Linked DNA regions of Homo sapiens: region 1 is linked to region 2. Evidence: read pairs that join two places in POLR2A ChIA-PET (ENCODE). Cell type or tissue: PC-9. All regions are shown on one strand.

Region 1 (8,000 bases), 110 kb before region 2:
GGGAGGTCGAGGTAGGTGGATCACGTGAGGTCAGGACTTCAAGACCAGCCTGGCGAACATGGTGAAACCCCATCTCTACTAAAATGCAAAAAATTAGCCGGGCACGGTGGTGCACCCCTGTAATCCCAGCTACTGGGGAGGCTGAGGCAGGATAATCACTCAAACCTGGAAGGTGGAGGTTGCAGTCAGCTGAGATCACGCCACTGCACTCCAGCCTGGACGACAGAGTAAGGCTCCGTCTCAAAAAAAAAAAAAAAAGAAAAAGAAAAGGAGTTAAATCTTTGCATATATTTAACTGGCAAGAGCATCCTTACATCAGTGCATGGGAAGTTTTATCCAAGTAGCAGTTTCCCTGGGATTATAAAAATCCCCGAGGCATTTGTCTTGGTGTTGTGCCTTTTTTTGGTTGTGTTTTTTCACGTCCCTCCCCTCCCCTTTCTCCATAAACAAGAGAGGCATTAACTTGGAATGTCCGTGGAAAGTCTTAGAAGCTGATTGGTGTAATTTGCCTGCCTTCCCTTTAGTTTGAACAGCGTTTACTCTGGAAGAGGTCAGTGGCCTTTTTCTTGGTTGTGATTTATGCAAGTGTTATCTGAAGGCGAGTGGAGTGAGTTTACGTGGGATTTGCTGTTTGCCACCTGTTGTTGTGCTGGCTCCTTCCTTCCTGGGATGAGTTCCATTCTCTCCCCCTCCCCCAGGAGTGAGGCTCCCCAGCCAGAGCAGTCCCCCTGTGCTTATCCCCTTCCTTCGTAAACTGCAGCCATTTGTGATTTTCCATAACCACTTTTATAGACACATAATAATTTCCTTTGAATCAGTTTGCATTTTAAATTAAGTTTTGAAAGGAAAACTGACAAGAGTATGGCAACTGGAAAACCCAGCTCCCCTGGCCATAAATATAATAGAAGGAAACTGCAAAAATAAACACATTGAAAACAAAACAGTGTTGTTTCCAGGTGGTTACCACTCGGGCTGAAGGCCCCCCAGGCTTGAGGCCTGCTCCCTTTGTTAGAAAGGGATTGGCAAGTGTTGGTGAGGTGTTAAAGACCCACCAGCACCAAGCAGAGACTTTCTCTTTGAAGTCATCAGGTTTACAAGAGAATCAAAGGAAATAACTTTCTCAATGTGATTCAGGGTGTAATGTAAGGTGTAGATAACCCTTAAAATTTTCCATGTGTGTATGTCACACTTGGGAAAAAAACTTGATCTCATCTGGTCGAGGTGGGCAGGGCAGCACCTTGTCCAGGAGCACACAGCCCCTCTTGGCTCTGTGTGTCATCCGGCCATACTAGACTCGAACATATGGCTCATGACTGGATGATGCTTGATTCATCTTCAGTTTCAAGTGTTAGTGCTTTTGAGGTTTTGTAAGAAACCAGGACACATTGAAAATACAGTCATTTCTCAGTATCTGTGGGGGATTGGTTCCAGGAACCCCCTTATATACCAAAATCCACAGATGCTCAAGTTCCTTATGTAAGATAAAACGATGTGTAATTTGCATTTTAACTATGCACATCCTCCTGAATACTTTAAATCATCTCTAGATTACTTATAACCTAATGCTAAATGCTACGTAAATGGTTGTTACACTGTGCTGTTTAGGAAATAATGACAAAAATATGTACATGTTCAGTGCAGATGCAACCATTCATTTTTTTTCTTCCAGTATTTTCGATCCATTGTTGGTTGAATTCACAGATAGAGAACCCATGGATACAGAGGGCTAGCTGTAAGAAATGTGGGTTTATCATTTGTTCCTCACACAACTTTTTTCTTTCTTCGTTTTTCTTGCCTTTGTTCCTTTTTTTTGAGACAGGGTGTCACTCTTTTTACCAAGGCTGGAGTGCAGTGGAACAATCTTGGCTCACTGAAGCTTTGACCTCGGGCTCAAGCCATCCCCCCACCTCAGCTTCCCAAGTAGCTGGGACTAGAGGTGCACACCACCACGCCTGACTGATTTTTGTGTTTTTGTAGAGATGGGGTTTTGCTGTGTTGCCCAGTCTGGTCTCAGCCTCCCAAAGTCTTGGGATTACAGGTGTGAGTCACCACGCCCAGCCAACTTTTTCTCTTAAGGCTCCAGTTTTCTTCTTAGAGTTGGGCCCCTCCCACGAAGAAAGCACACTGCCACCCCTTCATCGGATTTGAACCCTACATTTTGAAAGGAAAGCAGTGCCCTCCTGCTGAGTTAACAAGGCTTATTTAAATGTTTTTCTTCCAAATATCAGAGCAGAACAGATTCTTTGTCTTCCAGTGGAACTATCCACATGGGGCAGAAGTAGTTGGAAGCGGCAGTTACTACCCTGCAGAACACAATGAAGTCATCTTGGGAAATATCGTGGATGGTGTTGCAATGATTGAATGGGATGCTAGAACACCAGCAATACAATAGCATTTGTGTCTTCAGCTTCAGGCAGGAATAAAGAAGACTTTGTGGTTTGTTTTATGTTTTTTAAAGTTTCCCCCCCAAAGGTGTGGGGCTGAGTGATGTCTGTCACTAGCTTTCTAGTGGGTTTTTCTTTTCATCTTTTCCCCTCCCTGATGTCTTTTGAGAGTGGGTGGAAGCCACAGTCTAGGTGGATCAGAGGAAGCACAGAAGGCAGGCAGTATACCCCACTTTGTGTTTTCCATGTCTGAAGGGAACACATTTGGTTTTTGTTCTGTTTTGATTTTTTAGAGACAGGGTTTCACTGTCACCCAGGCTGGAGTGCAGTGGCCTAATCATAACTCACTGCAGCCTTGAACTCTTGGGCTCAAGGGATCTTTCAGCCTCAGCCTCCCTAGTAGCTGGGATTATGTGTGCACCACCATGGCCAGCTAATTTTAATTTTTTTTTTTTTTGAGATGGAGTCTCACTCTGTCACCCAGGCTGGAGTGCAGTAGCACGATCTCAGCTCACTGCAACCTCTGCCTCCCCGGTTCAAGTGATTCTCCTGCCTCAGCTTCCCAAGTAGCTGGGATTACAGGCGCGCGCCACGACGCCCAGCTAATTTTTGTATTTTTAGTAGAGACAGGGTTTCACCATGTTGGCCAGGCTGGTCTTGAGCTCCTGACCTTAAGCGATCCACCCACCTTGGCCCAACAAAGTGCTGGGGTTACAGGCATGAGCCACTGTGCCCGAACTAATTTTTAAATTTTTTGTAAAGACTGGGTCTCACTATGTTGCCCAGGCTTTTAATCTGCAAAAAGCCCAAGATAAAGAGTTTTAATATCTTACCTCCTGAGTAGTAATGACTGATTCCAGTTCTAATAATGTCTTAATTACAGCTATACAGATTGAGGGGACTGCAGGAAGTGAAATAGATGCATTTCTTTTTTCTTTCTTTCTTTTCCTTTTTTAAATACACACTTCGTTTCGGTGGTGAAGGCCAGTTTGAGGTTAGGAGAGGCATCTTGGAAGGAAGCTCGCAGGTGGTTCGGCATCTGGACATGCTGGGAAGTTGCCTGAGGGGGACGTCACAATAAGAGGACTGTGGGTCTACAGCCTGCCTTAGCAAAATGACAGGCCTTCTTTTACCAAGGCCAAGGGCAGTGGTGGAAGCTGACTTCAGTTGGTGTCATCAAGGCCTCAGTATGTGTAACGGTTAACAAATTACTATTCTATGATCAATCTCCATCTGGGTGTGAGTAAAAGGTATTTAGTTGCTATCACCATGGAAACCAAGTTGCTTACTTACTGTTTTGGGGAGTGCCCTCATACCAGAGGCAGTGCTAATGGTGGAGTGTTAGGCCCCGGGCAGAAAAAAAGATCCTGCCACTTGGTATCACAGGAAAATACCTACAGGCACAGCAGCCTTGCCAGGTAGGGGATGAAGGCCCTCTGTCCTCGGGGCAGGAGTTGGGCCAGTTGATTGTGTTGATGAGGAGTGTGCATTTGTGCATGAGAGAGGGAGAAGAAAAAGGAGAGCACTCCATGAAATCCGCTGCTGGCTTTGTAGCCTAGAAGAGTGCTTTTTTTCTCTAGGAGTTTGGAACTGGAATCTCAGCTATGTGACTTCTTAATAATAGGACAAAATATGCCTGTATCTTTTGCCTACTTCCACAAACACTGATAAATTAAAAAGAACTCTAAATTTCCCACAAATCCCAAGCACAAGTAACTTTTTTTTTAAATCCACATCCTCCCTAATCCAAATCTAACAGCAAATCCTTTTCTCTCTGTCACTCCCTGCTTTTCTTTAAGAAAATGAGTACCTTGCCTTAAACTATATATTGGATGAAAATATTAAACACTTTCACAAAGTGCTTCTTTGGCTGTTACTGGTATGCCTTGCATTTGGAAGGGTCAGAGATTTGAAGACTTCTGTGATCTTCCAGTTCTGGCCTATGAAATACAGTCAGTTTCAAAATTCAAAATGTCTGGAAGAGCCAACTTGCCAGGCCGGTTCAAGGGCAGTCAGATGAATCGACCCTTCTTACAGGCTGTCTACGAACCAGTCATGATTCAGATATTCAAGTCCTGGAAGGTATCCAGACGGTAAACATCACCAGGATTGTGAGGCAGTTACTTTTTTTTTTGGATCGTTTGAGCTACACTGCCAAGACTGTGGTAGGACTTGTCTGTGTAAAACAGAAAGGGCTGTCTCTAAATGTCTTTTTCAAGAATGTCGGCTATAATCACCCGACACTGTGTCTCATGGTGGGGTGAGATGAAATACCTAGACCGGTTAGGGGAGGGCCTTCTTGGCCATTTTTTGAACTAATTTTCCCTTTCCCTTTGTAACTTTTTTTTCTTCTTTTCTTTTCTTTTTTTTTTTTTGAGACGGAGTCTTACTCTGTCACCCAGGCTGGAGTGTAGTGGTGCAATCTCGGCTCATTGCAACCTCCGCATCCTGGGTTCAAGTGATTCTCCTGCCTTAGGCTCCCGAGTAGCTGGGACTACAGGCATGCATTCCACGCCCAGCTAGTTTTGGTATTTTTTAGGAGAGACGGAGTTTCACCATGTTGGCCAGGCTGGTCTTGAACCCTTGACCTCGTAATGCCCACCTAGGCCTCCCAAAGTGCTGGGATTACAGGTATGAGCCACCGCGCCCAGCCCCTTTGTAACTTTCATTAACACTGATGAGGCACAAGCCATAGGATAGAATTGAATCCATTGAGAGCTGTGAGCCAATTGAGGGATGATTGGTTAATAGATTGTGGCTTGAAGCTGTGGAAGGTAAGGGGTGACACTTGACTCCTATTAGCCTTGTAGAAACACCTCAGAGATTCACAGGAAGCAAACTTTGACCATAAAAATATAAGACTCACAGCGCACCGAGTTCTCTTAGCAGCTACCTTAGAGTTGAGAAAGTTTTGGGCCTCTTTAATAAACAAGCACAAAGCAGTTCTTGCCAAATACGGCCTGCTCTGGGGCCACAGGGTTAGCTTAGGAGACAACTTTCTTGCCTAAAAATAAATGCATGTTCCTATCAGACATTCCAAGCATAGTTTAAACATGAGACTTCTGAGCAGCAGCTCAAGCTCTGTGGGTTCAATTATGTCAGAGTATGGGCAGTGAGGGTCTTTGGGGAGTGTGCCCCCTTATTTGGGATTGGTTGTGGCTACCAAGGAAATCAGATGATCAAATGCAAAACTTCCTCCATCTTATTTCTATATGATCTTTTTTTTTTTTTTTTGAGTTGGAGTCTTGCTCTGTTGCCCAGGCTGGAGTGCAGTGGCAGGATCTCAGCTCACTGCAGCCTCTGTCTCCCAGATTCAAGCTATTATTCTCCTGCCTCAGCCTTCCAAATAGCTGGGACTACAGGCGTGGCCATCATGTCCGGCTAATTTTTGTATTTTTAGTAGAGACAGGGTTTTGCCATGTTGGCCAGGCTGGTCTCCAACTCCTGACCTCAGGTCATCCACCCGCTTTGGCCTCCCAGAGTGCTGGGATTACAGGCATGGGCCACCGCCCCCAGCCTTATTTCTACACGTTCTTGATCTATCACAGGCTGGTGGGGGAGACAGCATGCATATAGATAATGAACAAGGTAACTTCAGATAGGATTATGTGCAATAAATTAAATAACAGCTAGCATTTTACCTTGTGCTAGACACTATTCTAAGTGCTTCCCATGGACTGACTGGTTTTTGTTTTTTTTTCTTTCCTTTGAGACTGAGTTTCGCTCTTGTTGCCCAGGCTGGAGTGCAATGGCGTGTTCTTGGCTCACTGCAACCTCCGTCTCCTGGGTTCAAGCAATTCTCCTGCCTCAGCCTCCCGAGTAGCTGGGATTACAGGCACGTGCCACCATGCCTGGCTAATTTTTGTATTTTTAGTAGAGACGGGGTTTCTCCTTGTTGGTCAGGCTGGCCTTGAACTCCCAACCTCAGGTGACCCACCCGCCTCAGCCACCCCAAGTGCTGGGATTACAGGCGCGAGCCACCATGCCCGACCCATGGACTCACTTGTATAATCTTGTGAAGCAGGTGTTGTTACCCTTACATGCAGAAATGGATCCATGGGCCTTTAAGCCACTTGCCCCTGTGACAGTGCCAGGATTTGAATGTAGAAGTTGAGGCTTTCAAGTTTATGCTGTTATTTCTACACTACACTGAAGTCTAGTGATTGGGAATGGCTTTGCGAGCGGGTGGTGAGGGGAGGAGTGTGCAGTGCAGGTACTTCAGATGGAGAGGAAGGTCTCAAAGAGGTGGCATTTCAGCTGTTCCTTAACGGATGAGAAAGAGAGAACCAAGAGAGCACCAGAGGAACGCGCTTCCAACAGAGAAAACCAAGCAAGGGGGCCCCCGAGGAGCAGAAAGGCCCGAGTGGTCAGAGCGGAGCCCGTGGAAGAGATGGGCACAGCCAGATTGCTTAGAGCTGTGTTGTTAGAAGTGCTGATGAGTCTACATTCAACTTGCGCCTGCAAACTCAGTCCCTCTTAGATGCCAGTAGGTCAGGAACCTCATGCTTCCAGGACTCTGGCGCTCCTACCCTTTCCTCCCAGGCCTCCTGGACAGGCCAAACCAGAACTGACTTCTAAAGTGGGAACCCCAAGACGGCAGAACATGAATCAGCCAAACAAAAGCTGCAGTTATCTCTGTGATGATTTCGGCAGTCGGCACGTGTATTTGATTAAAGCGTTGGTAACTTTGAATCTGGAGTTTTATGGCACTGTGTACTACTCATAATGGCTTTGTAGTGTGGCTCTCTTAGGGAGCTTAACTTTTACAACATGAACAAGTTCCAGCCTCCTTTGGTCCCATCAAGAGGCCATTTCTACCTGGTGGGATGCCACTTGCTTTACAAAGCATCTTTTGTAAAATGTTGAGTCTCCTTCTTTGAAGTTGGAAGCCAGGAAGCCTGATTTTTTTTCCAATAAGTATTGTAGAAGATGGCAGCCTGATTTATTTTTATTTATTTATTTATTTTGAGACGGAGTCTCACTCTGTTGCCCAGGCTGGAGTGCAGTGGCACAATCTCGGCTCACTGCAAGCTCCACCTCCCAGGTTCACGCCATTCTCCTGCCTCAGCCTCCCGAGTAGCTGGGACTACAGGCGCCCGCCACCATGCCCGGCTAATTTTTTGTATTTTTTGTAGAGACGGGGTTTCACCGTGTTAACCAGGATGGTCTTGATCTCCTGACCTCGTTATCCGCCCGCCTCGGCTTCCCAAAGTGCTGGGATTACAGGCGTGAGCCACCGCGCCCGGCCTGGCAGCCTGATTTTTAAACTGGCTTTTCTCCTAGGTCCTTTCCTTCTCTATAAATCCCTCTTTCACTTAGTATTTCCTCCTTGTTTCCTTTGGTCAGTTGGAGTGAGGGTGGTTCTAGTTCAGAGAAAGAGACAGGCATACAGGCTGATTCAGTCTGAGGTGCTTAGCTTTCTGTACCTCACTGGAAACCAGTCCAGGAATATGACAGGTTTCAGTAGGTTTCATTGGACCCACAACTCCCCATTTGAAGGCAGAGCTTGTCAAACGAGTTATGTGGCTTTTACTCAAGGAGGGAGGAACAGCAACAGGGAGCTCTGGGCTATTGATAGACACTCCTGCCTCTGAACACACAGCACCCAGCAAGAAG
Region 2 (8,000 bases):
CTGGCCAACATGATGAAACCCCATCTCTACTAAAAATACAAAAATTAGCCAGGCATGGTGGCAGGTGCCTGTAATCCCAGCTACTTGGGAGGCTGAGGCAGGAGAATCACTTGAACCTGGGAGGAGGGGGTTGCAGTGAACTGAGATTGTGCCACTGCACGCCAGCCTGAGCGACAGAGACTCTGTCTCAAAAAATAAAATAAACTAAAAATAAAGAAAATGAAAAGGCTAGCCGGGCACGGTGGCTCACACCTGTAATCCCAGCACTTTGGGAGGCCAAGGTGGGTGGATCACCTGAGGTCAGGAGTTTGAGATCAGCCTGGCCAATGTGGTGACAACCCGTCTCTACTAAAAATACAAAAATTGGCTAGCGTGGTGGCGGGCGCCTGTAATCCCAGCTACTCTGGAGGCTGAGGCAGGAGAATTGCTTGAACCTGGGAGGTGGAGGTTGCAGTGAGCCGAGATCCTGCCATTGTACTGCAGCGTGGGCAACAAGAGCAAAACTCCGTCTCAAAAAAAAAAAAAAAAAGAAAAAAAGAAAAGAAAATGAAAAGGCTAACCACAGAAGGAGAGAAAATATTCATATTACATATATTTGACAAAGGAAATATCCAGAAAATATGAAAAGCTCTTGCAACTCAATAAGAAGAAAATAAACAATCCAATTGAAAATGAGCAAAAGATTTGAACAGGCGATTCACAAGAGAGGATATCGAATGGCCACAGGCATGTCAAATAATGGTCAAGAACATTAAAGGAAAATGCAAATGGAAACAGCAATGAAATATCAATAAACATCCACTAGAATGGATAAAATTAAAACAAACAAAAAAACCCCAAAACCTGACAATACCAAGTATTGATAAGGATAAAGCTTAGCTGAAATGTTCATATACTGAAGGTTGGGAGTATAGAGTGGTTCAATCATACTGAAAAATAGTTTGGCCATTTCTTTCTTTTTTTCCTGAGCAGATCACAAACTTGAAGTGTTTTTTGTTGTTGTTCATTTTGTTTTTTGTTTTGTTTTGTTTTGGAGACGGAGTTTTGCTCTGTCGCCCAGGCTGGAGTGCAATGGCATGATCTCGGTTCACTGCAACCTCCGCCTCCCGGGTTCAGGCGATTCTCCTGCCTCAGCCTCCCGAGGAGCTGGGAATACAGGCACCTGCCACCACACCTGGCTAATTTTTGTATTTTTAGTAGAGACGAGGTTTCATCATGTTAGTCAGGCTGGTCTCAAACTCCTGACCTCAGATTATCCACCTGCCTCAGTCTCCCAAAGTGCTGGGATTACAGGCATGAGCCGCCACGCCCGACCTGAAATTTCTTATAAAGGTAAGCATATTGGGCAGGGCACAGGGGCTCATGCCTGTAACCACACCATTTTGGGAGGCTGAGGCAGGAGGATTGCTTGAGCCCAGGAGTTTGAGACCAGCCTGGAGAATACAGTGAGACCTTGCCTCTAAAAAAAATTTAAAAATTAGGCTGGGCGTGGTGGCTCATGCCTGTAATCCCAGCACTTTGGGAGGCCGAAGCAGGTGGATAACCTGAGGTCAGCAATTCAAGACCAGCCTGGCCAATATGATGAAACCCTGCCTCTACTAAAAATACAAACAATTAGTCGGGCATGGTGGCACACGTCTGTAATCCCAGCTACTCGGGAAGCTGAGGCACAAGAATCGCTTGAACTCAGGAAGTGGAGGTTGCAGTGAACAGAGATCGCGTCATTGCACTCCAGCCTGGGTGACAGAGTGGAACTCCATCTCAAAAATAAATAAATAAATAAATAAATAAATAAATAAATAAATAAAATCAAATAAAAATTATCTATGCATAGTGGCATACACCCATAGTCCCAGCTGCTCTAGAGGCTGAGGCAGGAGGATTGCTTGAGCCAAGGTGGAGGCTGCAGTGAGCTATGGTGGTGCCACTGCACTCCAGCCTCAGTGACAGAGGGAGACCCTGGCTCAAATAATAATAATAATAAATAAATAAACTTAAACATACACTTATATGACACAGCAACTCAACTCCTGGGTATTTACCCAAAAGAAATCAAAACATCAGCCCACAAAAAGACTTTTCATACAATCTTTATTCATAAACATCCACACTGGAAACAACTCACGTGTACATCAACAGGTGAACAGATCAGCAAACTCAGGTTCACACAATGGATTACAACCCAAAGAAATGAACTGCATGAAGAAAACACACGAATGAACTTAAACATTATGTGCGCTAAGCAGAAGTAGCCAGACTTTTACAAAAAGAGTACTATACTTTTCTACCCAGATTTATTTATTTATTTATTTATTTAGAGAAGGAGTTTCGCTCTTGTCCCCCAGGCTGGAGTGCAGTGACGTGATCTCGACTCACTGCAACCTCCACCTCCCAGGTTCAAGCGATTCTCCTGCCTCAGCCTCCCGAGTAGCTGGGACTAGAGGCATGCGACACCATGCCCAAATAATTTTTCTATTTTCAGTAGAGACAGGTTTCACCATGTTGGCCAGGCTGGTCTTGAACTCCTGACCTCAGGTGATCCACCCACCTCAGCCTCCCAAAGTACTGGAATTATAGGAGAGGGCCACCGCGCCCAGCCTCCACCAAGTTTTAGAGCAGGAAAAACTAATTTAAGAAGCTTGAGAGTGGATCAGTGGTCACCACCCAGGTGCCAGGGGTGTGGCTGGGAGGGGTGATGGAAATCTCATAAGTAGACTCTACCTTGATCATGGTGGCCACACAATGGGATGTGTTTGTCTAAATTCACGGAAATGTACACTTTTTAAAATTTTTTTTATTTACTTATTTATTTTTTTGAGATGGTGTCTTGCTCTGTTGCCCAGGCTGGAGTGCAGTGGCACCATCTCGGGTCGCTGCAACCTCTGCCTCCCAGGTTCAAGCGATCCTCCTGCCTCAGCCCCCATAGTAGCTGGGATTACAGGCATGCGCCACCACGCCCAGCTAATTTTTGTATTTTTAGTAGAGATGGGGTTTCACCATGTTGGCCAGGCTGGTCTCGAACTCCTGACCTCAGGTGATCCACCTGCTTCGGCATTCCAAAGTGCTGGGATTACAGGCGTGAGCCACCCCACCCAGCCAAAACTGTACACTTTAAAAGGAAGAATTTTACTGTGTATAAATGACATCTCAATGAAGTTGATATTAAAAACACCAAGGCTAGGTGAGGTGGCTCACGCTTCTGTTCCTAGCACTTTGGGAGGCTGAGGCAGCAGGATTGCTTGAGTCCAGGAGTTCCTACTGTGTCTAGCCACTGTGCCAACCCTTCCTTGAGTTCCCAATTGGGAAACTTCCCAATGAGGAATTTGATGCCTACAGAGGTTGAGTGACCCTGTCCTTAAAAAAAAATTTTTTTTTTTAATTAGCCAGGAACGGTGGTGCGTGCCTGTAGTCCCAGGTACTCTGGAGGCTGAGTCAGGAGGATCGCTTGAGCCTTGGAGGTCGAGGCTTCAGTGAGCTGGGATCATGCCCCTATGCTCCAGCCTGGGTGAGACAGAGCAAGACGTTGTCTTTGAAAATATATAAAAAGTGGCTGGGTGCAGTGGCTCACATCTGTAATCCCTGCACTTTGGGAGGCTGAGGTGGGTGGATCACCTGAGGTCAGGAGTTCGAGACCAGCCTGACCAACATGGTGAAACCCCATTTCTACTAAAAATACAAAAATTAGCTGGGCATGGTGGCACACACCTGTAATCCCAACTACTCGGGAGGCTGAGACAGGAGAATCGCTTGAACCCAGGAAGTGGAGGTTGCAGTGAGCCAAGATTGCGCCACTGCATTCCAGCCTGGGCAATAGAGCGAGACTCTGTCTCAAAAAAAAAAAAAAAAACAAAAACGGATATATATATATGTATATACATATATACACACACATATACACATATACATATACACAAACACACACACACACGCACACACACACACACACATATGTATAAAGTAATAAATGAAAGCAAACAAAATGTAATTTCCAGAGGCTAAGACCCCAAGGAGAGGAATCGCATTCACTTGGGTCCACCATCTACTTGATGTGTGATCTTAAACCAATTCACTCAACCTTCGTGGGCACCAAATTCCTCATTAGGAAACTATGCATAGAGGATCTCCTTCAGAAGGTTGTTTCGGGGATTGAAGGAATGGTTAGCGCAGCGGCTACACATAGTAGGAACTCAGGGAATGCTGCTGGGACTCACGTTCCTAAGCCATGAAAACCGTCCAGTGGGTGGAGGGTGCTACCATTTATGCATGGAGGGGAAGAAACTACCCGTGCATATGTGCAGAGGTCCACAGGGGATTTTCTGAAAGATACACATGAAATGAAGACCAGGGAAACAGCAGTATTCTCCCAGTAAAGAGGATAGATGTATGTGTACATATATGTGCATATACATATATACACGTATATTTATAAATGACAAACACACAAAAATAACAGTATAAATCTCCATTTGTTATATATTTAAATTTTTTGTAGCGATCGGGCTGTTGCTATATTATCAAGGCTGGTCTCATACACCTGGCCTCAAGCGATGCTCCGACATCAGCCTTCCAAAGTGCTGGGATTACAGGCCTGAGGCATCGCGCCCAGCTCCAAATCTCCATTCTCGGTGAACCATTTGAGAAAAAATCGCAAACATGTTGCATCTCCAAATACCTAACTATGTTTTCCACAAACAGGGACAGGTTCCCACGTGCACACTGTAAGGCACGGTGAAAATCGGGACATTAACACGGCTGAATCGCTACCATCTAATCCGAAGGCCCAACCACATTCACCACTTGTGCCAATAATATGTTCATTTCACTGTATGTTTTGAAATGTGTACCACATGTATATGTTATCTTTACGAAAAAAAAAATAGTATGTTGAAACCACTCGTCACAGCCAAATGAAATAAGAGCTAACTCATTCAAGCAGGAGCCCCGGAGGACTAAAAGAATCCGGCCTCTCCCAGGCCTCCTCACCTGAGCAGGGCTCCCTCCTGACTACCGCCCACCCACTCCAGGGCAGGACGCGGGAAGAGACTGCCCAGCCCGAGGGTCGCAGGGGCAGAAAACCCCAGGTCCTGAACGCGCCTGGGCCCCGCGGCGAACCTGGCGTCCCCACCAGACACCAGAATCAGATTCAGGCCAGGCCAGGAACCACCCCAGCTTCCTGCATCCGCCTTGGTCCAGGCAGCAATGACGGCGGCGGCCGCCAGGGGGACGGAAGCTCAAGGGCGGGGATCCAGGCCCAAGCCTGGGCGCGCCCACCAAGGCGTGGATCCGGACGAAGGTTCCGGAACAGCCGGTCCCGAGCACCCACGTGCAGCTTCCGATCACAGCCCTGGCGTGGCTTCTCTGTCCCCGGCTAAGGCCCGCGGTCGCTGCAGGGTGCCTCGCCGAGGGTGCGGGCTCGGGGCTCACAGTGCTCCCAGCCTCTCCCACCCCAACCCCGCCATTAAGGGGAGCCCCAGCGACGCCCTGAACCCTGAAAGTCACACTGGGGCCGGGGCTGCACTTGGCGTCCGCTTCCCCTCCCGTCACAGTGACCAGGGCTAGGGCCGCGGTCGGGGCCGTCGGGGAGAGCGGAGGGCGCGTGGGAATGGGGCTCGCTGCGCCACGGAAATCCCGCGCCGCCCTTCGAGTCCTCCCAGCTGCTCCGCAGAGCCGGGGCCGCTGCCATCGCGTCTGCCCCGAGGGTGCGCAGGCGGGTACCTGTCCCGACTCGGGGAACAGCGGGAGCCCGGAGACGCCCGTCGGGCTTCCCAGCCCCACCTGGGACGTCTCTAGGGGCGGGAGGCCAGGAGAGAAGAGGGTGGGAGAGATGAGCTGCAGGGGGATACGGGACCCAGGGACCCGGGATCTTATAACACGCTTTCCACCCGTAGGATTGGGGCCCACAAATGACCAGAAAGGTGGGACTCATTCGCCCCCTTTGCAGATGGACCCATGTTGGCGCCCCTTAGATCTGCAGTGGGGGCACCAGGACCTGCGGTGAGCGCCTCTGCGCCCCAAACGCCAGCAGGTCCGCCCGACCGCATTCCCAGCTGGCTTGCTTTGCACAAATGCTGCGTCAGGGCACGCCCCACACCCACTCCTTCCCAGATCGCGACCCTCACGCCTTCGCAGACAGAAAGTGTCCTAAGCACAGGCAGGCTCAGAGCCCGCCTCCGCCTCGGATTCGCTGTGTGGCCCGGAGCCAGTATCTTGGCCTCTCTGGGTCTCAGTTTGCTCATCTCAGTGAATGGGACACAGACACAGTCGCGCTGCGGGCTAACGCTTTATTTGCCAGCCAAGGCCCCGGGCCCGCCTGGGCTTCTGCTCAGAAGATCCTCACGGAGTCCAGCTGCACGTCCCCGCCCACCTCCACCAGGCGCACGCGCGCCAGCGGCAGGCGGTGGCGGAAGTGGTGGTACTGGGCGTCCCCAACCACGGCCTGCAGGGGAGGGTCGGTGGTGAGGATTCCGGAGGCCCGTGCTGGGTGGCCCTGGGGAAATCACTCATCCCCTCTGGGCCTCAGTTTCCTCACTGGGAAAATGGGGCTATTGTTCATTCTAACTCTTGCGTGAGGATCAAACGAGTTGACTGTGTGGCACAGTAAAAAGAGGCTTTTTTAGTGCTGGTAATGGATATTCTCATTTCAGCGACCATTACCCGCTATTAAAGCGCAGAGGAGGGAGGTGAATTCGCGTAAGCTGTGGGTGGTGGAGGATCTGCCGCCACTCCCACCCGCCAATCCTTGCTAGGACGAGTTCCTGGGCGCTGTTTCCAACCCATCCCTCCCCATGCCTCAAACCCCGGACCTCAGGAAGGAATGAACTGGGAGTAGGGTCTGGGATGGCGAGTCTGGGCCACGCCTTCCCGCTAGGACGCCCACCCCTTGGACACTTGGCTGGTGCTCGCCTCGTCCTGACCCTGCTGTCTCTCTGTCCCTCGGACCCAAGTGGGAGTTGTTTAGGCGAGAGAGAGGGTCGAAGGACACCCTTCTCCGCCTTGGCCACGACTTCCCTACCCCCCTCACCCCGCCCCGAACCTCCCTGCCTTCCACCAATAGCCTGGCTTTGCCCAACCCTCTGCTCCAGGGACCTAAGTCTTGGCGTCCACGCCCCTGTCGCAGAGACGCACCTTGAAGCCGTCGTCTGACGCGATGATGAGCACCTCGAAGGGCTGCCCGCGCTGGAAAGGAACGCCCGGCCCGCGCTCCTCGCGGCCCCAGGAGCCTTGCTCCTTGCTGTTGAAGACCACCTCCGACGTGTCCAGCCGGGGGTTGAAATGCAGCGCGGCATCGGAGCCCTGCTCCTCCCCGCACAGCAGGTTTACATGGAACCTGGAAGAGGAGGATGGTGGCCGTCAGGGCTCAGAAACCACCCAGACCAAGAAATGTTGAGGGTGAGGAATACCGATGTCTACAATTTACTTTGAATGAATAAGTAAATGAAATGTTGGCTGGGTGCAGTGGCTCACCCTGTAATCCCAGCACTCTGGGAGGTGGAGAAGGGAGGATCGCTTGGGCCCGGAAGTTAAAGACCAGCCTGGGCAACATAGCGAGACCCCACCTTACAAAAAAACGAAAGAACAAACAAAACATAAACCGCCCAGACCAAAGTGAAGGTCTTATGGACTGGCACTCCCCATTCCCAGAGTACCCCCAAATTAACAGGGACCTGAAGACAGGCACACACCGCAGAAGGAGAGGTAGGCGACTAATGACCAGGGAGCTTAGATTCCCAAGGCAGCCAAAATATCATGAGGCCCTTGGCAGAAACCTACCCAGACCAAACTCACTACGCTTAGGGCAGGGTGCCCTCATTTCCAAAGAGCCTGGGAGCTGCCCAGGAGGTCTGGGTGATAGCCAGGGTGCTCCTGATGCTCAGGGAACCCTCAGCTTCTACAGGACAAAGAATAATACCAGGAACCCCAGTATTTCCAGGGTACCTCAGAATCCAGAAGGCCCGAAGTTCCTTAGCCAGGAAGTCAAAGGATGGCTTGGCAAGGACTCC

What was found. ChIA-PET counts read pairs that join two places held together with the same protein. Peaks named below come from ENCODE experiments on the same cell type or tissue, not always from the same donor. Only the 100,000 strongest peaks of a DNase experiment are listed, where the experiment ranks them.
Region 1: POLR2A ChIA-PET joins it to region 2 with 10 read pairs; 9 of 35 experiments call an interaction of 5 or more read pairs at or near these places.

Annotation. Positions count from the first base shown.
Region 1 is chr19:38,654,320-38,662,319 of GRCh38, forward strand. The region is part of intron 1 of ACTN4 (actinin alpha 4); the gene reads left to right. Among named protein-coding and RNA genes, the nearest start is that of ACTN4, 11 kb to the left of the region's middle. RefSeq lists enhancers at 1-431, 432-1,300, 3,512-4,157, 5,939-6,629 and a silencer at 1,420-1,469. In PC-9, a CTCF peak has its summit at 4,072; DNase peaks (open chromatin) are centred at 3,662, 4,512, 5,282, 7,882 and 2 weaker places; H3K4me3 peaks cover 2,691 bases; H3K27ac peaks cover 8,000 bases.
Region 2 is chr19:38,764,704-38,772,703 of GRCh38, forward strand. It overlaps LGALS7 (galectin 7), which reads right to left. Exons shown (of 4, transcript NM_002307.4): 3 at 7,126-7,327; 4 at 6,265-6,436. The coding sequence ends at 6,323. Among named protein-coding and RNA genes, the nearest start is that of LGALS7, 4.8 kb to the right of the region's middle. RefSeq lists a silencer at 5,150-5,319. In PC-9, CTCF peaks have their summits at 5,222 (motif pointing right) and 5,424; no DNase peak of the experiment used is centred here.